Regions from separate parts of the Mus musculus genome. Here all the other regions are linked to region 5. Evidence: chromatin loops called from intact Hi-C (ENCODE). Cell type or tissue: heart. All regions are shown on one strand. Region 1 overlaps Ssh1 (slingshot protein phosphatase 1). Region 2 overlaps Ssh1 (slingshot protein phosphatase 1). Region 3 holds the start of Mmab (methylmalonic aciduria (cobalamin deficiency) cblB type homolog (human)). Region 4 overlaps Coro1c (coronin, actin binding protein 1C). Region 5 holds the start of Sart3 (squamous cell carcinoma antigen recognized by T cells 3).

What was found. A loop is a pair of places that touch in the nucleus more often than their neighbours do. Peaks named below come from ENCODE experiments on the same cell type or tissue, not always from the same donor. Only the 100,000 strongest peaks of a DNase experiment are listed, where the experiment ranks them.
Region 1: it touches region 5 in a loop (3-fold over the local background); 5 of 42 quality-filtered maps call a loop at or near these places.
Region 2: a loop joins it to region 5, with 8 times the contacts of the local background. A loop is called at or near these places in 15 of 42 quality-filtered maps.
Region 3: a loop joins it to region 5, with 7 times the contacts of the local background. A loop is called at or near these places in 2 of 42 quality-filtered maps.
Region 4: a loop joins it to region 5, with 7 times the contacts of the local background. A loop is called at or near these places in 11 of 42 quality-filtered maps.

What each region holds. Positions count from the first base shown.
Region 1 is chr5:113,935,382-113,940,381 of GRCm38, forward strand. Ssh1 (slingshot protein phosphatase 1) reads right to left here. Exons shown (of 15, transcript NM_198109.5): 15 at 1,713-5,000. Among named protein-coding and RNA genes, the nearest start is that of Coro1c, 29 kb to the left of the region's middle. In heart, no CTCF peak of the experiment used is centred here; no DNase peak of the experiment used is centred here; H3K27ac peaks cover 1,742 bases.
Region 2 is chr5:113,952,663-113,957,662 of GRCm38, forward strand. Ssh1 (slingshot protein phosphatase 1) reads right to left here. Exons shown (of 15, transcript NM_198109.5): 9 at 4,722-4,815; 10 at 3,056-3,184; 11 at 591-637. Among named protein-coding and RNA genes, the nearest start is that of Gm52826, 20 kb to the right of the region's middle. In heart, CTCF peaks have their summits at 2,025 (motif pointing left) and 4,028 (motif pointing right); DNase peaks (open chromatin) are centred at 1,899, 2,849, 3,162 and 4,039; H3K27ac peaks cover 2,486 bases.
Region 3 is chr5:114,439,898-114,444,897 of GRCm38, forward strand. Mmab (methylmalonic aciduria (cobalamin deficiency) cblB type homolog (human)) reads right to left here and starts at 4,130. Exons shown (of 9, transcript NM_029956.4): 1 at 3,979-4,130; 2 at 2,864-2,925. The coding sequence starts at 4,094. Mvk (mevalonate kinase) reads left to right here and starts at 4,372. Exons shown (of 11, transcript NM_023556.3): 1 at 4,372-4,466. In heart, a CTCF peak has its summit at 2,619 (motif pointing right); a DNase peak (open chromatin) is centred at 4,264; H3K4me3 peaks cover 1,913 bases; H3K27ac peaks cover 1,219 bases.
Region 4 is chr5:113,842,131-113,847,130 of GRCm38, forward strand. It overlaps Coro1c (coronin, actin binding protein 1C), which reads right to left. Exons shown (of 11, transcript NM_011779.3): 9 at 4,016-4,073; 10 at 3,031-3,276; 11 at 309-2,338. The coding sequence ends at 2,219. It overlaps Gm52824 (a long non-coding RNA gene), which reads left to right. Exons shown (of 3, transcript XR_003955977.1): 2 at 4,663-4,824. Among named protein-coding and RNA genes, the nearest start is that of Gm52824, 2.9 kb to the left of the region's middle. In heart, a CTCF peak has its summit at 2,818 (motif pointing left); a DNase peak (open chromatin) is centred at 2,787.
Region 5 is chr5:113,771,281-113,776,280 of GRCm38, forward strand. It overlaps Sart3 (squamous cell carcinoma antigen recognized by T cells 3), which reads right to left and starts at 1,120. Exons shown (of 19, transcript NM_016926.2): 1 at 41-1,120. The coding sequence starts at 355. Iscu (iron-sulfur cluster assembly enzyme) reads left to right here and starts at 1,521. Exons shown (of 5, transcript NM_025526.5): 1 at 1,521-1,664; 2 at 2,983-3,096; 3 at 3,938-4,048. The coding sequence starts at 1,548. In heart, a CTCF peak has its summit at 2,541 (motif pointing right); DNase peaks (open chromatin) are centred at 381, 641, 1,401 and 2,531; H3K4me3 peaks cover 2,865 bases; H3K27ac peaks cover 2,265 bases.

The sequences.
Region 1 (5,000 bases), 160 kb after region 5:
TGGTCATGATGTTTGGTGCAGGAGTACAAACCCTAAGACACCTAGGCTGGCCTGAGTCTCAAGACATTCCTCCTGCCTCAGCCTCCCAAGTGCTGGCGTTGCAAATGTGAGCCCCCATGCCCAGCTCTGGCTTCAGCCAAGTTTTTCTTTTTGAAACAAGGACTCAGTGTATCCTAGGCTGGCTTCAAACTTGCTAAGGAGCCAAGGATAGCGACCAACTCCTGGTCCCGGGGTAGTGGGCAAGCATCACTGCGCCAGGTTAACCTTTTGCTTAAGATTTCACATTAAATTATTCCCGGTTAGTTTTGGCTTACAGGCAAGTTGATCAGGGCTGCTCACGGGGCAGCTTCACTGTGGTGAGGTAATGCATTTATACTGATCGGTCTCTTGTGAGTCCAGTTGAGTGACAAATTGAGGGGACCTGATGAAGATTTTAGCAACTGTGGGTACCGGACTTTGAGTCCTCCTGATGCACACAGGAAGTCCAGAGTGTCTGGCATACCTAGCCTTTGGGTTGGGAGGTTGGGACCGAGGCCTCCTTCACCAGCAGTGATGCATTGCAGCCAACATGGGGAAGAGTGGGAGTCTCCCTGGCTCTTCTGGACTGCACAGTTAGGGCCAGGCAACAATTTTACACCGTGACAGCCTGAGTCTCTCCGTGACCAGGTGTTGCGTCTGGGATCCTAAATGGTGACTCAAAGACCACTCGGTGAGGAGTGTCACAGCTGATGTTAACTGAGGTGAGGTCTAGCAAGCGCAGGATCACGGGGGTTGTTTCCTTTGGGTGGATACTGGGGACCACTCTGGTTCCTCCCAGCAGCTCCCCCCATTTCCAGTGGTTTTCCTCTGCAACAGATTGCCTTGCCACGCACATAGCCCAGTGCAGAAACCTCTGCACTTATACTAAAAGTATAAACCATCTTGGGTACTTAGCTCATTATTTTAGGGATTTTTGGGGAGTGTGGGGGGAAGGGTTTTTTTTTTTTTTTTTTTTTTTTTTTTTTTTTTTTTGATACAGGATGTCACTCTGTAGCTTTGGCTGGTCTGGAAGTCACTGTGTAGAACCAGGCTGGCCTTGGGCTGAGATATCTGTCTGCCCCTGCCCCCCCCTCTCTCTCTCTTCTTTTTCTTTTTTAAAGATTTGTTTGGGGCTGGTGAGATGGCTCAGTGGGTAAGAGCACCTGACTGCTCTTCCGAAGGTCTGAAGTTCAAATCCCAGCAACCACATGGTGGCTCACAATAAATAAACAAACAAATCTTTTTTTTTAAGATTTATTTATTTATTATATGTAAGTACACTGTAGCTGTCTTCAGACACTCCAGAAGAGGGCGTCAGATCTTGTTACAGATGGTTGTGAGCCACCATGTGGTTGCTGGGATTTGAACTCAGGACCGTCAGAAAAACAGTCAGTGCTCTTAACTGCTGAGTCATCTCTCCAGCCCCCTGCCCCTGCCTCTGAAGTGCTAGGATTAAAGGCGGGCACCACCAGGCCCAGGGTGTTTTCTACCTATCCAATCCCAGCACTGGGAAGGAGAGCTCTGGGGTGATGCCCGCGCTGCTCCTCTGGGTCTAGCTCCTGCAACTTGTTGTGAAGAGTCTTGAACACAGTAGGTTCAACAAATCTAAAGAATAAAGGCACCCACGGCAATGACAGGAGAAGAACACATGGACATCTTGGCAAGTGCCACAGGCAAAGCATAGCATACACAGGACATTTATAAACGAAGTGTTTATTCTCATCACGAGAAGCGCGCAGACTATATATATATACAGTACACACCAACAGAAGTAAAAAAAAAAGTGCACTATGCCTCTTCTACTGAAAATTCACAGTACAAAAAGATACTGCCTTTTAAATATATAATATATATATATTAAAAAAGAAAACAAGGAGAAAAACAATTAAAAAAAAATCAAAGTTGTGACTCAACGAGGGAACCCGGTGCCAGTGGCCTTTGAAAGGTGAAGGATGCAGTCTGGTGAGGCTCCTCTGGGGTGAGCTGTACCCCATGATTTGCAGCAAGGAGCTCAGGACACAGGCAGAAGAGGAGGAGGGAGTGTGAAGGGTGTTAGGGGGTGGCAAGCCTCTATAAACTAGAGGGTGACCTTGAGGGGCTAAGGGGAGGTCTTGGACTGTGGTTCAGGGAGTACTGGTCCTGCACCACCCCTGTGCTACCTGGCAAACCAAATCATGTCCCTCACCGGCTACCTCGGGCTGCGGTGTGTGCTGATGCATGCAGGCATGGCCTGCGGGGACCAAGCAGCCGAGTTTCTAGCAGGCTCTGTGGAGTAGTCAGGACCCACAGTGTCAACTGCAGAGCAGATTAACACAAGTGGATGGGGGTAGGGAGGAACTCACGTGCTAATCTTAACCACCAGGACCAGACAAAAGTACCCAGCCTCGAAAGACGAGAGCTGAACGGTTGCGCATAAATACACAGTATTTGTAAACCATTATTAAGGCACTCAATTGTAAAAAGAATAATTACAGGGTAGAGGAGGAAGCAGCTGTCTTCTCATGCAGCAAGGCCAACGGCCAGGGCAACAGAGGCTGTGTCTAAGATAGGGACTGAAAGAGGAGCTGTGGTGTCTACTGCCAAAGGATCGCCCTTCTCCAGATGGCCCCTGGTGGCTCCTGCAGATGGGTCCAGGGTGATTTCCTTGCAAAGCTGGAGACCACAGTGTGTGCTAAGGAACAGCACACACCAGGTCTGATGGAGTAGGATACACTTACATGTATATAGATCTATAATGCACACACAAGGTCTATGTTCATACACTTATGTACATATATCTCCATACACACTGGACTCTCACACCTCCACAGTAAGAAAAACAAAGGGCTTTGGATAGGGGAACACCAATGACCTTCATCTGGTCTTATGATCAGCAGGAACCCAGCCGTTAGGATGGGAAGGTGGGACCAAGAGTCTCCCTCACCAGCAGTGACATTGCAGCCAACACGGGGAGGACTGGGAGCCTCCCTGGCTCTTCTGGACTGCACAGCTAGGGTCAGGCAAGTGGTCCTAGGTACTCTGGTTACCCTGAAGGGGTTGAACGTGCCTCAAGAGCCCTGCTAAGTATCAGCCAGCCCATTGGGGTTAGAAATCAACTCTCATACCAACCTTGCCAGCAGGTAGAAAGTAACTCCCTAAAGGGGTGATGTGTGATGTCTCTTGTGATCTTGTTCTTGCTAAGGAGAAATGGCTCCTGAAGAGTGGGAGATTCACAAGCTTTCCGGGGTGGTCCCTGAGATGGGTGCACAAAAATACAGGCTGGCTGTCAACACCTAATCTTTCAGAACTTAATTCCATCCTGTAGAACCCTCTGGGCTCTTCAAGGGCAGAGGATGCTGGGCCTGATCTTCAGCTAGAGCAAGCTGCTGAGCAAGGGGAGCAGAGGGGTGCAGCTATCTGGGTACCTCGGAGAGACCAGCATGGCTGAGCCGCATGGATGAGCTGTGTGTGGTTGGTAGGGCTTCTGCACTGAAAACATGGGGGTGAGGATCTGAGAAAGACACCTGGCTCTTTGTTCATTCGATCAGGCTCCCACCTCTGCCCAGTATCTTCTCCCTTACACTTCAGGAAGCCTTCTGTGTTGGTGTAGAGCAAGGCCCCCACATGGTTCAGACTTTGGGGGGGGGGGGGGCTATGTAAAGTTCCCGGGCCATCCAGCTGAGCAGAAAGCTCTTAGTTCAACAAGGGCATTCAGTGAAAATGGCAGTCATCAACGCTGCATAAATCCCTCTACCTCTGCTTGCTATGATTACACACAAAGCTAAAATAGCCAGGTGTGGAGCAGCTCCCAAAGCTAACTTTTTTATTTTTGGCGGGGCGGGGGAGGGGTGGTGGTCAGCGTCTACAAAGCTCTGGACTCAGTGATCCACTGCGTGGCATCACGAGAGTGTGCCACCAAGCCTAGCTGGAACAAAACTTTTCCTGAGACAATATGGGAGTTGCCACCGTCTTAGCTTAGCAGGGAGAGTTCCAAAGTAGCCTTTCCATTAAATGCCAATTCACTGTGTTTACAGAGAGAGCCAAGGAATGAACAGGATCCCGCCAGGGATTCCGGTCTGAAGATGGGGATCCGCCCCCCTGCTGTTCGCACCGTTGGCTGATTGGCCAGTGCTTCTCAAACAGGTGTAAGGTAGTCTGCTGGGAGCGAGAGGCCTGCCTGAGTTCATCCTCCTGTCCTGACTCTTTCAAAATGAAAGTTTTCAAAAATCCTATCGCTCTTGCAGATGGGATTAAGAAACACAGTGGAAGCCTATCATTACCAAATCTAAGGAATTATTTTGACACAGAAATTGACCCACCATGTGAAATTGAACTTGGCGATGTCATTAAACTTGGCCTTTTTTTTTTTTTTTTTTTTTTTTTTTTGCTTTTGTTGGCTGAGGGAAGAGTGGAAGAAACCCACAGGGTTTCAGGAATAAGTGGATGATCGCTTTTTAAGGTGACTGGTATTGACAGTAGTGGGAAAATAAATCCCTATAAAATAACATACATGTATTTAAAAAAAAAAAATCATGCCAGGGAGAAATGTTCTGAGACAGAGGTCACAAAGACCCCAGACGAATGAAGAGAGAACTGGCCCAGATCCTGGAGACACCCAGAGCGTTCACCAGGATGGCGGTCTCTCTTCTTCCTTCTTGCCCGAATCCCAGGCTGTGCCAAGGGACCTGGCTGCAACCTCCAAACCATCCGGACTCCGTTGGTTCTAACCAGTGTGGGAGGACCCCCATACGCATACTTCCGGAACATATCCTTGAAGACTTTGTGGTCTCACTGAGCTGTCTGGCTGAGCCAGCCAACTGCAGGAAGGAGCTGTGGTCATCTCCACAAGGACTCCATCTGCTCAAGAGGTAAAGGGGTAGGCTGGCAAGTTTGGAGTGTGGGAGGGAAGGAGTTGGTCTGTGATATCCAAGGAGCAAAGGCAGCCTTCAAATAGAAACCCCGTCTTCCTGCAGTGTTACAAGCAGCCTTGGGGCATCAGCAAG
Region 2 (5,000 bases), 180 kb after region 5:
TCAGTTTTCAACTGCAGTTGGTTCAAGAAGGCCAGCTTATCAGACCACAGAACGGTGGTTTTGTGACAGCTTCCTTGAAGGGCTTAGCTCAAAGGTTCACTCCTGCTACTGAGCACTTCTCAGAGACAGGCAAGTTCCTGCCCAGCGATGACTGTTCGGTCACGAGAAGATTCCCACCAAGAACCAAAGGATTACCAGGGGTGGCTCAGTTCTCAGAGTTGCTGACTCGATACAAGGCCAACAGGGGTGTGTGTGTGTGTGTGTGTCCATGCAATGGTTTGTTACAGTAACTCTCCAACAATGGTTTTCGGCAATTCTTCTGGGGAGTGGGGCTGTGGGAAGGAGCTCAGAGCCTGCCTAGGGCCAGGCTGTCCTACATTCCCCGGTGTGACTCAGCTGCTCCAAGACCCCCACAATCACCTAAGACTCCAGGAAGGATCTACAAATCATGGGTTACTGTGTGTAGTACTCTGAAGCACATGAGCCCCTCCAGCCACTGCAGAGACCGGACAGAGGCCATGAGGCGGGCAGGCCAAGGCAGTGGCTACCTACGCTGCCTGGAGAGATGGGGAAGACGGGAGCAGACTTACCCTGAGCCCTGCAGCTCCTCCAGATTGGATGCATTCCACTCGGAGCCCTGGGGGACAGATCATACAAAGCTCTGTGAGTGTTCACACTCCAGTCTCAGAGCTGCTTTCGGCACAGATGGGGGACGTGACAGTGGGGCCTCAGCCTCAGAGCAGAAGGAAGGATGGAAAAGAACCAGGAGAGGGAGAGGAAGGAGTCTAAGCAGGTTCCTGAGGCCCTTGGGCATCACTGAGGGTGACAGAGAGGAAACAGAGCCTTGTTGATCCCCCAACTTCAGAGACGTTTGCGTCATGTCCCCCAGTCTTCTTATTCTGCCATGGGCATAGCCCACTGTGTCGTCCTCACCATTAGATACAGAAGGAACCCTGGGTCCCTTTCCTGGTAGGTATTTGATACTTTAAAAGTTCCCAGAGAAACCCTGTCTCAAAAAATAAATAAATAAAAATAAAAATAAAAAGTTCCCACCCTCTGACGCGGTAATTATGAATTTCAAACAGTGCTCCCAGGAACTAGTAACACAAATGACCACAGATCCCAATGATGGGCACTTCAAAATAAACCATCCCACTACACAGGAGGCAGAGGCAAGAAGATTGCCATGAGTAAAATAATCATCACGGTGGTGCAAGTAGGCGACACTCAAAGAAAAAACCAAGACAAACAAACAAACAAACAAACCAGAGAGACAAAGTCTACTTGGAACAGCACAGGCGCAGCCTCCTCTTTCTACACAGGCATCAGAGAAAGCCAGTGTGGGGCCCACGTTCCAATTCTAGCCCTATAAGAAACTGAACAACAGGGGCTGGAGAGATGGCTCAGTGGGTAAGAGCACTGACTGCTCTTCCGAAGGTCCTGAGTTCAAATCCCAACAACCACATAGCGGCTTACAACCATCTGGTGCCCTCTTCTGGTGCATCTGAAGACAGCTACAGTGTACTTATGTATAATAATAAAAGAAGAAAAAAAAAACTGAACAACAAACTAACAGCAAAATGCTGTGGGTGACAACCTCCCTGTGGGAGCTGGAAATATTTTTTTTCTCCTTTAAAATGATTTGTTTCTAAGTCTGTAGCTGTCTGACTGGATACATGGATACACTGTATCATTAAAAACGTCTCTATTTCTAGTCAAGGAGCACCGAATAGAAACACAAACAGCAACCAGGGATGCTCTTGAAAATGCAGCCACCTCAGTCCTGGCAAGGCCATCCCTGTCTCCATATCTCCGTCTCCTTGCCTGCCAACTTCCTCTCCCGAGCTTCCCAGGTCATCTGGGGCTCAGGGTTTGATCATCAAGCAACGTGAGCTGGATTTTCACATCTCAGGGGCAGCCTCGTGCATAAAATTCCTTTACTATCACTCATGGAAAGACTTCACAAGCGCCACAAAGGCTGTGAGTCCTTTGGCTGTGACCGCCACCTAGTGGACAGAGTGGAGGAGGCGGCTTTTCACTGTTCTCAGGGAGGCCAGCCAGCACACACATACCCTCTCTGCCTTTTCAAGTTATTCAAACCCAGACTCTCACATCTCAGTGGATATAGCCTGAGACCTGTACATGCAGGGAGAGTCACATAAAAACAAGAACATAAAAATCTATACATTCAATGCTCAGGAGGCAGAGGCAGAGGATCACAAACTCTAGGCTAGCCTGAGCTACAGAGTGAGCTTGTCTCAAAACCTACTTAAAGCACACACACACACGTGTGTGTGTATGTATACATATGTATGTATGTATGTATGTATGTATACACAAACATCTATTTATGAAGACTGAAGTTTCCCCTCAGTGGCTAACGCCATCGTCCTTCAATTCCCGTAAGGAGACACTTTCTCTTCTAGCCAGTTATGGCCCACAACCAGGCCTACAGAACCTGCGCTTGCAGGCTCCAGAATGCACTTCACTTAGTCATCCTAACCGCTCTATGAAGGAAGAGACAAGTTGACTCAGTAGAGTGGGAGGGCACAGGGCAGGAAGTTGGCCTTGATGTTTTGTTTTTGTTTTTGTTTTTTTTTTCCCTTTCTTCCTTTTTGTTTTTTCCAGACAGGGTTTCTCTGTGTAGCCCTGGCTGGCCTGGAACTCACTGGCCTTGAACTCAGAGATCCACCTGCCTCTGCCTTCCAAGTATGGGGATTAAAGGCATTCGCCACCACTGCCCTGCTTTGGCTGGGTCTTTCCATTCAACTTCATGATCTCCTAGCTAATTTTAGCAACCTGCTTGCCTCTGAAGATTGGCCAGTTGCCTTCTACGGATATTTACGGTCTGGAGACACCAAGCACAGGAGACGTGGGGGGAGGGGAAGAGTGCATCCTTCAGTGGGCTCAGAGAGGAACAAGTAAGCTACCTTTGTTTCTGGTAGGTGCTAAGGCACAGCCTCATCTGGGTTGTACGTGTCTCTGAGCATGGTCCCCAATCCAAGTCCCAAAATTAGGCCCCCAAACCCGGTCCCACTAGAGCTAGGCTTCTTACAAGATAAAGATGGTCAAAGATGAGGGAGGGCTTGTCCATCTGGCCCAGGATGAGCAGCATCTCGTTATCGATGAATTCCTTGAACTCCTTCAGGTTGCAGTTCATTTGCTTCTCCAGCTCATTTCGGATCTGTGGGCGGGACAGACAGGAGTGATGTGGGGTGGAGCCTATCAGAAGTGATCTGCTCCAACAGGAGCCCACTTCAGCACAGGCATGAAGCCACAGGGGGAACTGTGTGACTGGTTTACAAAAGAGTGTGAGTTTGTCCTCATTTTCTTTGGCCCAGGGTGATGCGTTTAGACACGGGTAGCACATCTGTGTGGGTTTCCGGAGTTCAGTCACTCCACCTCCAACTTAACCCAGCAGGAGGAAGTCCGTTGTCCTCAACAAAGAAATCTGTTTTTTCCTAAGGTTTTTTTTTTTTTTTTTCTATCGAGTTTAAAACACAGGTTTACAATTAAGCACCAAATATACTGCAGTGAGAAGGTAAAGTCGCTCCCCTGTAGGAGAAGGCACCACAGCGTGATTTTTAAAAAAGTACTAACCAGTGAAAGACCTGGAAGATTTAAGGCTGAGGTAGGAATTTGAGTTTGAGGTCAGCCTGGGGGGCCACAAGGTGAGTTCCAGGTCAGTATGAACTATAGAGGAAGACCCCGACTCAAAAATACCCCACACTAACAAACAACAAATAAATGGGCATTTCTCATGTTGCCACATTCCCAGCCCCAGTTAAGTATATAAATAAATAAATATAAACCAAAAACTATATATTTTTAAGATTTTTGTTTTATAAGGCAGGGTCTCACAATGGTAGCCCTGGCTAGCCTGGAACTCAATATGTAGATAACAATGTCCTTGAAGTCAGAGAACTTCTGTCCTGGTCCTAGGATTAAAGGTGTGTGTGCCCCAATGCCTGGCTTCTAGATTCGGTTGAGTGTATGCAGTGCACCATGTGCCTGCAATGCCCGCAGGGGCCAGAAGAGGGCGCCAGATCTCCTGGAGAGGGTTTTAGCAGTGAGCTACCATGAAGGCACCGGGTATGGATCTCAGGTGATCTGAAGGAGCAGCCAGTACTCCTAACCTAGGGGCCATCTCTCCAGCTCCCACAACATCTTTTACTATATTTATTATTATTATTATTATTATTATTGACAAAGGAAAAACTGACCAAGGAGAAATTGAAAAGGCATAGGGAAAAGCCTGAGGTTTACATCCCCTGTCCAGCACAAGGCCGAGGGGACACACAAATGCAGCGAGGGGACACACAAATGCAGTAGAGGACGCAGAAGACTTGAGGTTCCTTGGAGGAACCCAAGGACCTTCTACAGCTGTCCCCAGGGCTCAGGGAGGGCAGTCGAGCTGCCTATGGTCTTTTGCAATCAGACTAAAGCCAAACTCTAAGCCTGGGCCCTCCACAGACTTGGTACCACGGCAGAGCAAAGTGTGGGGGAGCCTCCAGGGTGCACAATAAATGCACACATAAAAAACCCAAGAGATCGTGAGCCTGCCTCTGTGGTGAAGACAAACTCACGTGTGTGTGTGTGTGTGTGTGTGTGTGTGTGTGTGTGTGTGCCTCCTATGGGCTGAGGGTTGGGGAAGCAGGGAGGGAGGGGAAGGGGAAGGGAAGGGTTAGGGGGCGAGGTAGGCGAGGGGGAGGGTGTCTTACTTCCTTAGAAGTCACATTTTCAAGGTCCTGGCTCATCATGATGCTCCGGAGTTTGGCTTTAATGAGGCGCTCAGTTCTTTCGCCCTCGGTTGGCCTAGGAGGAAAAGGTATAGGAAGCCGCTATACATTTAAACATCTATACTATATATGTATGTGTGTGTGTGTGTGTGTGTATATATATATATATATATATAGAGAGAGAGAGAGAGAGAGAGAGAGGAGCCCCCCCCCACGACCCCTCACGTCCTCACGGGTCTGACAGTGGCTTGCCCAGGTACA
Region 3 (5,000 bases), 670 kb after region 5:
CCCATCTAGCAGATACTGCCGGGCCATAGTGAGCCCACTGCCCCGTCTGTGAGTGACCTGAGGCTGTCCCCGAACCTGTCCGGTGTAGCACTGACACCACCATCTGACACCTGTCACTTCTATACACATGTTTTCCCACCGTTCTGGTAACAACATAGACGTGGCAGAAAAAACATCTATCATTCTGACGTTTTGTTCACATACAGCTCGGTGACAGGAAGTACATCCTATGAGTGTGGGGTGTGTGTATGTGTGTATACACTTTAGTATGAAAGGATATAACTCAAACACAATCACTATTAATGATCTGTATGGTCCTAAAACTTCAGAAATGGTACCATAGTAGTTTATTTCTCCATTACATTACATTTAATAAATATTGAAGCAATACATTTTTATTATTATTGGAAAATAGAAGAACAGTGTGTGAACTTTTCTGTATTTCTCTCTCCCACATATCAGATCTCTCTCCTAGCTACCAGACAAAGATAAAATCTTTCAGGATTAGCAAGATGGCTCAGCTGGTAAAGACACTTGCTGCCAAGCCTGATGATGACCCAAGTTAATCCCTGGGAAGCGGATGGTGGAAGAAAACCAACTTCCCCAAGCTTTTCCCTGACCTCAAATGCATTGGGATATAGGCACATATCACACACACACACACACACACACACACACACACACACACACACACAAACACACTCTAAATAAGTTGCAATTTAAGAAATCCCAAAGACATATCTGAATACACATTCATTATTTTTTTCTTTTCTTTAGAGATAAAGGTCTCATTATGTAGCCCTGGCTTGCCTAGAACTTGCTATGTAGACCAGGCATACAAATACAAACACACACACACACACACACACACACACACACACACACACACACAATACACACACATTTTTTTTCTTTTCTTTAGAGATAAGCTTTCACTATAGCCCAGGCTTAAACTTACAGTGATCCTCCTGCCTCTGCCTCCAGAGTACCAGGATTACATACCTGTTCCACCATGCTTACCATCATACACGTTTTAATCCAAATCAACTAAAAGTTCTTTTTATGTTTTTTTAAATTTGGGCTGGGCAGTGGAAGCACGCCTTTAATCCCAGCACTCAGGAGGCAGAGGCAGGCGGATATCTGAGTTCGAGGCTAGCCTGGTCTACAGAGTGAGGTTCAAGGACATGCAGGGTTATGCAGAGATACCCTGACATACATGCATGCACATATATATGTATATACATATTTATGTGTGCATAGTATATATGTATGTATATGTGTATGCATGTTATATATGTGTGTGTGCATGTTATATATATATGTATGCATGTGTATGTCTATGCATGTTTGCAAGTATGTATGTGTGTATATGCATGCTGTGTATATATGTGTGTATGCATGTATGTATGCATGTTGTGTATGTGTATGCATGTTATATATGTATATATGCATGCTGTGTACGTATATGTGTGTATATGTCTGTATGTATGTTGTGTATGTGTATGCATGTTATGTATATGTGTGTATATGTATGTGTATATATGTGTGTGTGTATATGTATATATATATATGGATATGGATGTTGTATATGTAGGTATGTATGTGCAAGTGTTGTATATGTATATATGCATGCTGTGTATGTATATGTATGTATATGTGTATATATGTCTGTATGTATGTTGTATATGTGTATGCATGTTATGTATATGTGTGTATATGTATGTGTATATATATGTGTATGTGTATATGTGTATATATAGATATGTGTGTGTGTGTGTATATGTATGTATGTATGTATGTATGTATGTATGTGCAAGTGTTCTCAGAGGTCAGAGGCAATGGATCCCTGTAGATGTGAAGTTATAGAAAGGTGTGAGCCGCCCACTGTGGGTGAGCAGAGCAGGCTCACCCTGAACTGTGTCTCTCATGACTCGGAGGCCTTACACTGTCCCACACTCTTTTTATCTTTTTTTTTTTTTTTTTTTTTGGTCTTGGTGTTGAACACAGGGCCTTCAGAATACTAGCTGGGCACTCTACCACTGAGCTACACTTCCAACCCCACACGTGTCATTCCCATCATTCAAGACAGAGTTTTAAGCCGGGCGTGGTGGCGCACGCCTTTAATCCCGGCACTCGGGAGGCAGAGGCAGGTGGATTTCTGAGTTCGAGGCCAGCCTGGTCTACAAAGTGAGTTCCAGGACAGCCAGAGCTATACAGAGAAACCCTCTCTCGAAAATTAAAAAAAAAAAAAAAAAAAGACAGGGTTTTACTATGTAGAGCAGGCTGCCTTGGAGTTTGGTACATCAACCTAGCTGGTCTTGAACTTGTGACTCTCCAACCTCAGCTCCTAAGTACTGGGATTGCAGGTGTGCACTATACTTGGCTTCCTTACAACTTGGCTTTTTTTTTTTTTTTTAAGATTTATTTATTTATTTATTTATTTATTTATTATATGTGAGTACACTGTAGCTGTCCTCAGACACCCCAGAAGAGGGCGTCAGATTTCATTACGGATGGTTGTGAGCCACCATGTGGTTCTGACCTTCAGAAGAGCAGTCAGCGCTCTTAACCACTGAGCCATCTCACCAGCCCCGCTTTTTGCTTTTAGATTTATTTATTTTATGTATATGAGTACACTGGTGCTCTCTTCAGACACACCAGAAGAGGGCATCAGAGTCCATTACAGATGGTTGTGAGCCACCACGTGATTGCTGGAAATTGAACTCAGGACCTCTAGAAGAGCAGTCTGAGCCATTGTAGCAGCGCTACAACTTGTTTTGAACACTTGAACAGTGCACCTTTCTTGTGGCTTCACACTTATGATGTATATTCAGACCCGTCACATGGCTACAGCGTGGCCTACCTTTGTCTCCCGTCTTGGTGTAAATCTTGGGGATCTTGGCTGCCGTCGAGGACGGCTGCAGCCTGATGAGAAACAGACACAAAGGCGTGGTAAGTGGGAACGGCTGCGCCTCGGGGAGTGACGCCCAGCTTTCAGTCTGCAACCTCAGGGGCAGCACTTCTCTGCCTCTGGGATGGCAATCTCCCGTCAGCCATTTCCCCGCTGCCCCTTCCTGACAGCTTCCTGTCCCTGTCTCTACCTGTACAGCAGCTGCTGTAGCATACTGCTCAATAAAGATTCTTGGCAAATACTGGCAGGAAGGACTAACTGGTCACTCCATGTAGCCCTAGCTCCACAGTGGGCTAAAGCCGCTAGCTCCTGGAACTGCCCTTCAGCTTCTCCCACACTCCCAAAGTTAGCCATACGCTTCTCCGTTGAGGAAACTGGAGCCCACAAAGATTCAACTTCCTAGATCTCCAGGAAGAGACTGGGCTGGGATTCATGCCCAAAACCCTTCTACTGTAAGCCTGACCTGGTCCATTACCCTCCCCAAACTCTTGTCTCTTCTAACCCCAACACAGAAGTTAGCACTTCTGGGGGAAAGAAAACTAGGCCACTTGCACTTTTCTAAGATTTTTCAGTGTCAAGGAAAAAAAAAAATACACTGTCAAAATGGAATTTCAAAAATGCTATTTTAACTTAATTTTTTTTTTTTTGAGGACTGCGAATGAACCCCGACTCTGCCATTTTCAACTAGCAGTGCATAACTTAAAATTAAAATGTGAATTCACAAAATTATTTCAAAGTCAGAGGACTGGACAGGGAACGCTGATCATGAGGTCATGGTAGTCTGCAAGTCCCTATGCAAGTTTCTAAGTGTTACCATGTCTTCCTGGTGTCTTAATCCTAATCCAAACAAACTGCTTGGGGAGGCCGGACAAAACCCACAAGAGCATGCCCCTGCCCTGACTGACCACAGCTAGACTCCGTTAGAACTTGGGGAGGAAATCCTGGCCTCTGACGCCATGACGAGCCCAGTGACGTCAGGCCACATAGAGCACGTCATCGGTGTGATGTACCCACGGAAACAACCGTTCCTCCTCCGTGTTGAGTTACTCTCCAGGCCTGAAACTCACCTGTCCCCGTCTTCCCCGCCCTGAGGGCCACGGCTCTGGAAACGGGGACACAGCAGTCTGCAGGCGCTGAGACGCCCGCGCAGGCCGAGGCGACCCCCAAAGAGCCACACAGCCATGCGCACGGTAACGCATCCAAGACTGACCCGGCTAGGCACCCGTCCAGGCCCGGGGATGACTCCGCCCCGCAGCCGGCCGCGCCACCTCTCAATCGCTGTTTCCTATTGGCCTGGGGCACTCGCACCAGGGCGGGGCACTCCCCAGCTCTTGATTCCCATTGGATTACTTGTAGAAAGAGGCGAGGCAATTTCGGCTTGCTTGAAGTTCCCATTGGTTAATGTTTGACCCAATCTGTAAAGGAGCCCTTAGCTCCAGCTCTCTGATTGGCCTCAGGAAGACACACCCGCCTCCTTGGAACTCTCCCATCTGATATGGAGAAGACCGGGAGCTGCGGCCCGGGTTTCAGCTCACTTGGGCGCTGGCCGGGGCAGGTGAGAAGCCTGGGCTGCGGGATGGGCGGCGTGAGGACCGGGTCCCGGACACCCCGGGCCGGGCGCCGCGGTTCTCTGCCTTCGTGTCCTCGATCTGAGCGCTCGGCGACCTCAGATCGGACAGTTTCCCCTAGACTAGGGTCCCGTAGACTGGGCTACTTAGTGTGCAGTGGGGTGGCCAGTGAAGCCTTGAACCCGGGTGATTTTTGCATTATTTATAACAACGTAAAAATGCATGCACCCATAAATCCAGCAAAACCACTCTGTGACATGACTCTTGCCTTGCAGAAGTTCTTGTTTGAACGTGCAACACAGGGCGTTAACAGGTGAGTCCCGGCAGCCGCGTTTGTGATTGTGACAGGTTGGTTGTGGTCTTGAGGTCCGGGAAGGATTCTTTCTCCTGCAAGATTTTATCTAAACCTCGCGTTCCCACACGCATCAAACACATGGCCGTCCTCAGAGTAGGCAAGCAGTCCATGCCTGAGCTCATGTCAGTTTCTACTGGCAACAGCAGTGGTAATAAACTCTGGAGCT
Region 4 (5,000 bases), 71 kb after region 5:
CGCTGTCACTCAGGATTCAGAGGCAGGGAGGGCTGTCTACAGCCACAGAGCAAGTTCAAAGACAGCCTGGGGTACCTGTACCTCATCTTTTTTATCTTTTTGAGACAGGGTCTCTCTAAATAGCCCTGGCTGTCTTGGCACTATGTAGACCAGGCTGGCCCTGCCTCTGCGTCTGAGTGGTAGGTACTGAAACCTTGTTTTAAACAATAAACAAAATAAAACCCAGGTCTGCGGCTGTGGCTTGGTAGGTAAAGTGTTTGTTGAACATTCACAGAGTGAGGCGAGAAAGAAGCACAGCACACGACTGTAATCAATGCCTTTTATCTCTGAAAACGGAAGCGAGTGTTTTGACAGAACACTATGGCCACTCTATAAGAGTGGGTGTAGGAGCAGTTCACTGTCTTCCTCCGGTGCCACAGGGAAACAGAGGCCACCACAGCGTGTCAGGTGGGCACACACTACAGTCACTCCCGCCTCTCTCAACCACAGCCCCTCTGACTTCATCAACAGCCTCTACAATTGTTACGTAATTAATTCAACGGACCCCAGAACCTTTGTGAATCTTCACACAGTCCTCAGCGTAGCACACGTACAGACAATGCAGTGTGAGTCATTCCAGCCATGGTCTCTCCATCTCCTTATCCAACATTAAACCACAAGACAGACACAGAAACCTACAGAGACTCAGGAGCCCCGAAGCTTCGGAGCCAGCGGCCCCCATCTCGGTGGCTGAGAGAACCTTTTCTTACAACACTACCCAGTCAGTCCACACACTCTAAGCGGCTGCTGCCATACTATGCTCTGCCCTGATAACCTGTACATTTGCTGGCAGCCAGCACTGGGCCCACACCAGCACCAACACTTGCCAAGGCTTGCCTTTTGTGATCCATCTGACACTACCCAGGTCGTCTGCTTCCATAGACACGCACCATGAGGCTGTGAGGTTAGAGTAGGGCTAAGGTCTAGCTGCTGCCCTTGGAGCAGGCATGCCCAGGGCACGTCCAGTGCTGGCAAGTAGCAGCCTGATCTGGGTGGTGGGGCAGAGGGCCTGTGCGTGGCCAGCTATGGTCGATCTCTGAACTTCCCTTTCCACTCTGTTCTGGACCTTTCCCTCCGCTGCAACATTCAAGAGCCCTCGAGGGCTGGCTGGGCGCTTGAGACAGGAGGCAGCAAAGTAAGGAGGGAAGACAGGAGCGAGGGAAACAGAGGGCCTGGGGCAGAGGCTGTGCACACAGTGCCTGGGTTCAAGCCCCACACTATACCCAAGGGCCAGGCAAGCTGCCTCTGTAGACAAGGACTGTCAACACACAGGTATCCGCTCGCCTTGGGTGCCCTTGTCCAAACTGCCCGGAAGGGAACCACACTGCTGGAAGGGACAGGCACAACCATCTGTGGAGAACAAAACTGCAGAAACGCGAGCTAGTTCGGGTTAGAGTATAATCACCGAGTTCCCTCTGTGCAACCACCCAACTTCTAGGAGAGAGAGAGCAAGGAGAGAGAGAGACAGGACTTTTGATCGAAGACTCAATGGAATGGGGGCAGTGTGTGGTGGGTCCACGTGATTTCTCAAGTCTTCCTTCTGCACAGTCGTTAGACTAACGCCCAGGTTTGTGCTGTGAGTGAGCCAGCCCTGTGCAGGCGGCTGCACTGATTGTTCTCGTGAGTGTTTATACAAAATAATCATCTCATCTTCATTTAGTTTATAAACATACACAGTGCTGTCCCTTTTAAATTGAGGAGAGAAAAGAAAGAAAGAAAGAAAGAAAGAAAGAAAGAAAGAAAGAAAGAAAGAAAGAAAGAAACCCCACAAATACTGCAAAGTAGAAAAATACAAAGAAAAAAAAGCTACTTTCGGTTTTGGCAACATTAAAAAGGAAGAGACAGAGCAGAGGTGGCGCTGGCCCGGTCATCAGGTGTGTGAGGAGGACGCTGGGTCAAGTGGGGGGCTTGGTCTCTAAAATTCAGAACATCTGGCATTTCAAACGTAGGAAAGCTCAGCAAGTCAGCAGACCTGCCGAACACCAAAGCTCCCTGACGAAAAGCTCAGCTTCCAGGTTTGCGGAAATTTGGGAGAGGAACCGAGTTCTTACTGGAATGTGGCCTATCGCTGGCTGACAGATCTGACATGGAATGTCTCCAAATGGCAGTGTCTCCCTCTCTGCCCTCCCTGGGAGTGCGCGGAGGAGGAGCAGCCACCGTCCGTGGAGGTGGGCGGGCCTCAGGCAGCCATCTTCGCCAGCTGCTGCTCCAACTTGGAAATGCGCTCGTCTTGACTGCAGATTGTTTCCTTTATGGATTTGATCTCTTTCAGAATCTCATCCAACTTGGCTTCGTTTTGCTGAGAAACAAACAGAACAAGGTGACCAGACAGCAGCAACAAAGCGCATTCCCTTTCTGTTAACTCTGACAGCGCAGAGTGGAGTCTCACGGGGCCTCTCACACGCTTGGGACAGCCAGCTGCAGTCCCCAGGACACCAGGTCTTCCCAAGGCACCACGGAGCTTCTGAGACAGACAAGAGCCCACAAGCCAACTACAGTGCTTCAAAGTGGCTTCCCGGTCCTCCACCTGCAGCTGCTGGGCAGAGCCCTCACCGGGCAAGCCTGGGCACACCAGGGCCTGCAGCCCCCTTGCTCTGCTTCCTGTCAGGAGCAGCCTGCTCTGTAGGGGCTCGGATGAAGAGCCAGTGTCTCCTAAGAGCTTATTAACTGGAAACCTTACGGCACCAAGTACAGATGCCGCTTAAGGCACTGCTCTGCCTGGTTCTCCACACCCCTCCCGGCCATTCTCTCCTGAGGGAGCAGTGCCCTCTGGTGGTAGGTTCCTCAGACCCCTAAGCTCCTGGCAAAGTAGTTGTATTGCTAGCCCCACATCGTGAATCCAGTGCTATGTGTACCACTTCCTTCTCTAAGAACACTCCCTTCCTGCCTCCCTTAGCCCGGCAGGGGTCCTGTCCACTCTCAGACACACAGTAGGCATTACAAAAGCCAGTGCTGGCTGGCCTAGCACACCACAGTCACCCAGAGCCTTACCACACTGGCCGTGTCTGTGGGCTTCTTGGGGGCACAGCTGAGCTCGCTCTTCTTGTTTGCAGCCGGCTTGCTGTCCAGGATGTTCTTCTTGACCACCTTGAGGTCCCTGTTCTTGCCTGGAATGTACCCGTGCTTCAACGATATGAGGATGGGGTCCGCGTTCTTCCCCTCAAACCACTCCTCGGCCTCAAGGGCGGCTTCCGGCCCTGCCGTGTCAGGGTACAGGTCGTCTTGGAAGAGGTCAGACTGGAAGAGGCATGTGGAGAACGCTTGGTAAGCGAGAAGAAAGGCTGGAGCCCGAGTCCAGTGCTGCATGGATGCAGGACAAGCGTTCCCCACGGGATGTGTCTCAACCTTTACTGTCTCCCACAATCTGGAATAGCGGGAAGAGGCATGCACACCACAGGGACCTGAGTTTTCACTTCAGAACTGGGGACATGGAGCTGCAGAGACAGGGTGCTGCTGGCTTGTCTTGTGTTAGTTCTACAAAGCACTCAGAAGAGGGAACCTCAGTGAGAAAACCACTCCAACGGGCCGGCCTGTGGGCAAGCCCACGGTGCATTGTCTTGCCTGGTGACTGATGAGAAAAGGCACGCCTCACTGTGGGTGGGGCCAGCCCTGGACAGGTGGGCCTGGGTGCTGAGCTGGCCATGAGGAGCAAGCAGTGTCCCAGCATGGCCGCTGCATCTGCTCCTGCCCTGACAATGAGCTCAGCAAGGCAGTGTGACTGACAGCTGCGAATGTCGTGAAGTCTCATCACAGCAACAGAAGCCCTAAACTCAGGGGGCTCAGCAGTCACAGGCCTTCGCTGTCCTGCAGGGGACCTGGGTCTGATGCCTGGCCCCCTCATGATGCTCCTGGTTCCAGGGACCCCACACTTCTGACCTTCGCAAGCACCAGGTGGGCATGGAGACAGTGCACAGCAACACATGTAGGCAAAACAGCCATGCATACTAAGACCAAACCCAAACACTCAGGCACTTACCTTCCTGGGGACCGTCATGATAATGGGCTCGCACTTTCTCTCATGAAGCTTGAAGAATCTTCAAAGGAGACAAAGGCAAAGATACAGAGTGAGTGACTGACAGCCCCCAGACTGTTCCCTCCAGCACCCGTGGGATCTGAAGATCACCCCCACTGACCAGCTCAGTGGCTGCTGCAGGCTAGGAGCAGTTTGGTGTGCCCTCTACAGAGAAGAGCGACTGCCCATGCAGCTGGGGACTGTAAGCAGGAGAGGCCAGTGAAAGATGGCTGTAGCCAAGCCAAGTGCTGGGGACCGCACAGCCATGCCCCAGTGACTCTCCACTGTGTCCCCAGACAAGAGAGCACACACACACACCTCACAGGAGGCAGCACCTGCCAGTACAGGCACTGTACGTGGCACACATGGGAACTCAGGATAACTGCCGGGGCTGGCCTGCAGGCCCCTTCCACCTTCTTGTCATTCTTACGGCTTACTGCTACCTCTGCATGTGTTAGCATGTGAGTGTGTGTGCCACAGCACGATGGAGTCAGTCCCCTTCTCCTGCTTTTGCAGGACCCCTTGGATCCAACTCTGGCCATCAGGTCTATGTGGCAAATGTCTACCCACTGAGCCATCCTGCTGACCCTGCCTTCTACTTTTTATTCCAGACAGGGTCCCACACTGGCCTGGAGCACTGCCACACAGGGCAGGCTGGCTGATGGGCGCTCCCAGGCTGCTGTCTCCTCCACCTGCCATCTCTTTATCGCTGGGATTACCATGTGCACCACAGAGATAACCACGGGTCCTGGGACCTAAGCTAACCTAGGCCTGTAAGTAAGATCAGAGCTTTACCGACAGAGCAACCTACTCAGCCATCTACACAGACTTCTTCCCCCCCACCCCCCACGTGTTCCCAGTCGGCCTCGCTCCCCTCACAGCTCTCTGTCCCTGTCTGTCTGCCTTTACCCCTTCGCTCCTTCCCTTCTCCTGAATAATCCTCCTTTAT
Region 5 (5,000 bases):
GGAGGAAGGGAGCCCGCCGCCGCCACCCAGGCCGGCCAACCTGCTCCTCCAGCCGCTCGATCTCCAGCTGGTTCTTCTCCTCCTCCTCGTCGTACTCCCACTCGTCCTCCCCGGCGGAGCTCTCGGCGGAGGAAGCCATGGCGTCCTCCTCATCCCCATCGCTCCCGCTCGCGCCTTCCCGCTGCAGGTCCCATCCGGGGCCCTTGGCCTCCGCCGCCTCCGCGGCCACAGCGCCGGACAGCACCTTCCGCTGCACACCGGCCGGCTTCGCCTCATCCTCTTCTCCCTCGGCCTCAGGCCCGGCCTGGGGCTCAACCTCCGGCTCGGACGCCGAAGATGCGGCCGTCGTCGCCATCTTGCGCAGCCCGCGACTCTCGGGTCTTCCCTCGCCCGCCGAAGCCCGGCGAGCATCGGGCTGTCCGCGGCGTCTGCCTGATCAAAACTCCGCTCGGCCACCAGCGGGAGCGTCGCGGACGGCCTCAGGGAGCAGGAAGCTGTGGAGAATCCACCGCTGATGCTATCCTTTAGCGCCTCCAGACGCCACCGTCAGAAGAAAAGGCTCACGAGCATAACCTGCGTCCGGCTACAACCGTGGACAGCTGTCGGGTCTTTGGGCCGGAAGTGGCAGCCACAGCTGAAGTGGTGCGTGCGTGATGTCCGTAGTTAAGGTCGAGGCGCCATCTTAGGAAGGTCAAAGTCGTCGCTTTGGACTAAAGACCTTCTGTAAGGCTCGGCCGGCTCCGGTGCGTGGTTGTTTCCCGGCAACCGACCCTCAAGTGCGGACAAGATTGCAGTTCCTCCGCGATCGGATGCACCATCTCATGGGAAAAGTCTCATCTCTCGAATAAAGCTCCCTCCCCTTTGTAACACCTAGTACCTCGTAGTTGTGTTAAACGAGTCGCTTTTGTGGATTTTTATAGTCAATGATAATACATTACAATAAGTATTGATTCGGAATGATGTGCATGGCGGTAAAACAAACGTAGGTGTCGAGGGATGGGGTTCGTTTCTCTTATACCCCTCGTTCTCGAGGTCGGAAAAGCGTTGCTGTTTCCCTCTGCACTGCCTTTCCCCTTCATCAACAAGGTTAACGAGCCAGAAATCGCGTCCGTTTTGCTCCCAGGATTTTTTTTTTTTTTTTTTTTTTAGTGACACCTAGAGTACACTTAATATGCATTTGCTCCATGGGTGAAACGGCTACCTCGGAATTAGTAAAAAAAAAAAAAAAAAAAAAAAAGGAAGAAAGAGAGAGAGAAAGAAAGAAAAGGAACTCCACAGCCTGAACAAAAGTCTACCAGGGACGTATGCATGATCGAATCATAAACACGCCTGAAACCGAGCATCCCCACGCCCATCGCAGCACCAGACAACCTTGCACGCCGCTTCGGACCTTCCCGCTCTGCGCCTGGCCACGCCCCTTCCGAGGGCGCGGTCAGAGGGGGCGTAGCCGGGCCGAGACGCCAGCGCAAGCGCCGAGCTGCGGTGACGTCGAACGGGCGCGCCATCCCTCCGGCGTCGCCGAGGTCGACGCAGCTCAAGCCGGCAGGATGGCGGCGGCCACGGGAGCTGGCCGTCTGAGGCGGGCGGCGTCGGCGCTGCTGCTGCGGAGCCCGCGCCTGCCCGCCCGGGAGCTGTCGGCTCCGGCCAGGCTCTACCACAAGAAGGTATGGGCGGGCGAGGGGGTGCGCGAACCATCGAGGGGACCTGCCGCCGTTGCGCAGATCACCAGCACCGAGGAGCCCCGCGGCCGCCTCTGCCCCGCCGCGGCCGTCACTCCGAGTGTCCCAAGGCTGACAGCCCAGAAGGGAGGGTCCGGGTATGTCGTGCCGGGGGTCAAGGGGCAGCACGCACACACACACACACACACACACACACACACACGCATGCTTGAGCACACTCGACAGCACCAGCGTCCTCCCCAGCTAAGCCATTGCCCTGGCCAGATGGCCTTGATCAAGTCACTGGTCCCCTCCCATCCTTTCTCTCAGACCTGACAGGAGTCTTCTGAAGTCCCCGTACGTGGAGCGCTCGGTCCAACCAAGGGAAACCACTGATGGCGATTTATTTACTCTTTTAGGAGCCGATGGCCTCGAGCTCAGCCAAGCACCTAGCCCAACATTAAAACTTCGGTTCTCAGTTGTGTGTTTATTGGTAGGGAGCAGAAAGTATAGAAGAAGAGTAGTTTGCGGGCCCCCACGCTTTTAGGGACGTTAAAATCCTCTTGACAGGAGACTCACTCCGAAAAACAAGGCTACCGCAGATGTACAAGACACTCCCTCCCCCCCCCCCCAAAGTCCTTGATTAGATGATGCGTTATGGGGGCTCAGGGCTTAGACTCAATCTGCAGATGAGGGTGCCTCCTGGTAACTAGCGGGAGAAAGCTCGGTTATTAAATCTTAGTGTGTCCCTGACTTTAACAGCTGCTTGTTCTGTTCTGGCTTGGGTGCTCTTGCCCAAGGCCTTCTACCCCAAAGGGAAGGTTGTTTTGTTGACATTATAGCTGCAGGACCTTGACGGGCTGGCAGCCTTAAGGCACCAGGGGGCGCTCCTGCCACAGGGTAGCGCTGTGTTTATGTTTACAGCCACCAATGACTCGTTCGTTCCCCAACCTCCAGCTCATCTCTGACCTTGAAACTTCTGGGGAACTCTTCCATTTGGGGCTGTTTTTATTCTCGGGATTTTTTGTAAGTGCATACTTCTCTTTGTGTATTGTGTTTGGTAAAAAAGAGAAGTTGTGCTTTGAGCCCAGATCTGGTACAGTGTGTGAGTCAGGGGATTACTTCTGGTTGACAGCCCCCTGAAAGGAAGATGTGTCTGAGTTTTCACCGGTTTCTTGGACAGTATCTTCGATACAAAGGTCGTTGGGGAGGAGATAGAAAGAGTTTGGGTCACACATGGGTCTCCCACCTCTGTCCCATACAGATTGCTGATCTGAGAGAGAGAGTAAAGACCGTAGCGATTTCTGTTGATCTGCCATTTCAGGTTGTGGATCATTATGAAAACCCTCGGAACGTGGGATCCCTTGACAAGACATCTAAAAATGTTGGAACCGGATTGGTGGGGGCTCCGGCATGTGGTGACGTCATGAAACTGCAGGTACTGACTGGGTGAAAGGATTACTACCTGCACCCCAACAAGACCTCACAAAGCATTTTTGTCCTGTCTGTGTATTCCTGTGAGGAGGGATCAGTGGCTGACATGGATGATGAGGGTAGAGACTCGGGTCTCGTTCTGAAACAGATGACCTTATCTTCCACCTCACTGATCAGTGTAGATCCTGCTCTCACCGAGCAATCGAAAGACTCTGTGACTGTTCTGACCAAGTGAAGGCCACCAGGAGCTAGCGCTTTCAGTGAGAAAAGGAATATTGTGTTAACCAAACCTCTCCAGGAAAAGGAAGCGGGGCAGAGGGAGGTGGCAGGCTGTGCTTCAGTCAGCCATAGCTTTAGCTCAGCCTCCTTCATGGCAAGCAGGAAAGAGCCGCTAATTATAGTTGGTGCCCCAGAGAAAGGTACTGATGGAGCCATGGTTGCAGGTAATCTCTCTCTGTCTCTTTCTGTCTCTCTGTCTCTGTCTCTCTGTCTCTCTCTCTCTCTCTCTCTCTCTCTCTCTCTGCGCCTGAGGTGCTAACAGGGGCAGCAGCTGTAAACAGATCTCTGCAAAACAGGAGTTCACATACAGCGGGCTAGGGCTGAAAACAACCAAGTGGGGTGAGGGGCACCATTTCCCTACCTTTGTGCCAGCTGGACCTGTGTGGACCCCAAGTTTCACTCTCTGTCACCAAGCTCTGTGAAACAAATCACGGTGACCAATGTCACAGCATCTGGAGTGGACACTAGCCAGGGCTCATGTGGAACACACACTGTGGACCTCCAGAAGGTCCCAGCTCTCAAGGACAGGTCCAGCTGTGGCCGCTTAGCTTCTGTTTCCTTTCTAGATCCAGGTGGATGAAAAGGGGAAGATTGTGGACGCCAGATTCAAAACATTTGGCTGCGGCTCCGCCATTGCCTCCAGCTCCTTAGCCACAGAGTGGGTAAAGGGGAAAACGGTAAGACCACTCACAAGTGTCATAAAGCTATTTAATCCCGGAGCAGTAAAGCCCAACAGAGGCAGAAGGAGCTCTGTGAGTTCTAGGCCAGCACGGGATACGTAAGGAGACCTGTCTCAACAAAAAACATGGAATTAAATCAGAACTCCCTGTGACCCTGGCTCTGGGAGAGTCTACTCATGAGTCGCAGCAAAGCAAGAAGCAGGAAGATAAAGATGGTGACTTCAAAGCCTGCCTGGGACACCCAGCAGGAACTCAAAAAAAAAAAAAAAAAAAGAAAAGAAAAGAAAAGAAAAGAAAAAAGCCAGTTTTTTAAGCCCTGGTTACATTCCTCACGCTGGGAGTTCAAGGCCATCTTGTTGCTTAAGGCAACGTGTCAGTCGCTGCTGTCACTGGTTGTCAGTTCCGTAGATGAGGATCAGCACCAGGCCGCCCAGCCACAGAACTGAAAGGCAGTCTTGGGCTCTCCCTGATGTCCCTGAGGTCACCAAGGTCCCCTGAGAGCTGCTGTGCGGCATTCACAGTTTTGTCCCATCTCCTGCTTCAAGTAGGAGTCCAGACGGGCATGCACAGGAAGGCAGAGACAGCCGCGTCCGAGGGAGGCTTAGAAATCAAAATCTTTAAGAGCTGAAACTGCTGAGATCCAGCAGCTATGAAACCACCCACGCTAACATGGCATGGTGGCACAGGGCACACAAGCCTGTAATCCCAGCTCAGACAAGGAAGGGACAGGAGGCTTGGGGTGTGATGGTCTCCCTCAGCTACTTAGCAATTGAAAGACCACCCCAGACTGCATGAGACCCTGTCTTAGAACAGTGTGGACCTTCACGGGGCCCAGTCCTGGATGCTCACAACGCCAGCCAGCTCTAACAGAGCCACCTGCTCCACAGGATCCAGGCGTTCTGGCCGTTGAGCTCCTGGGGGCCAGGGAGACCCACACCTGCTTGCTCTG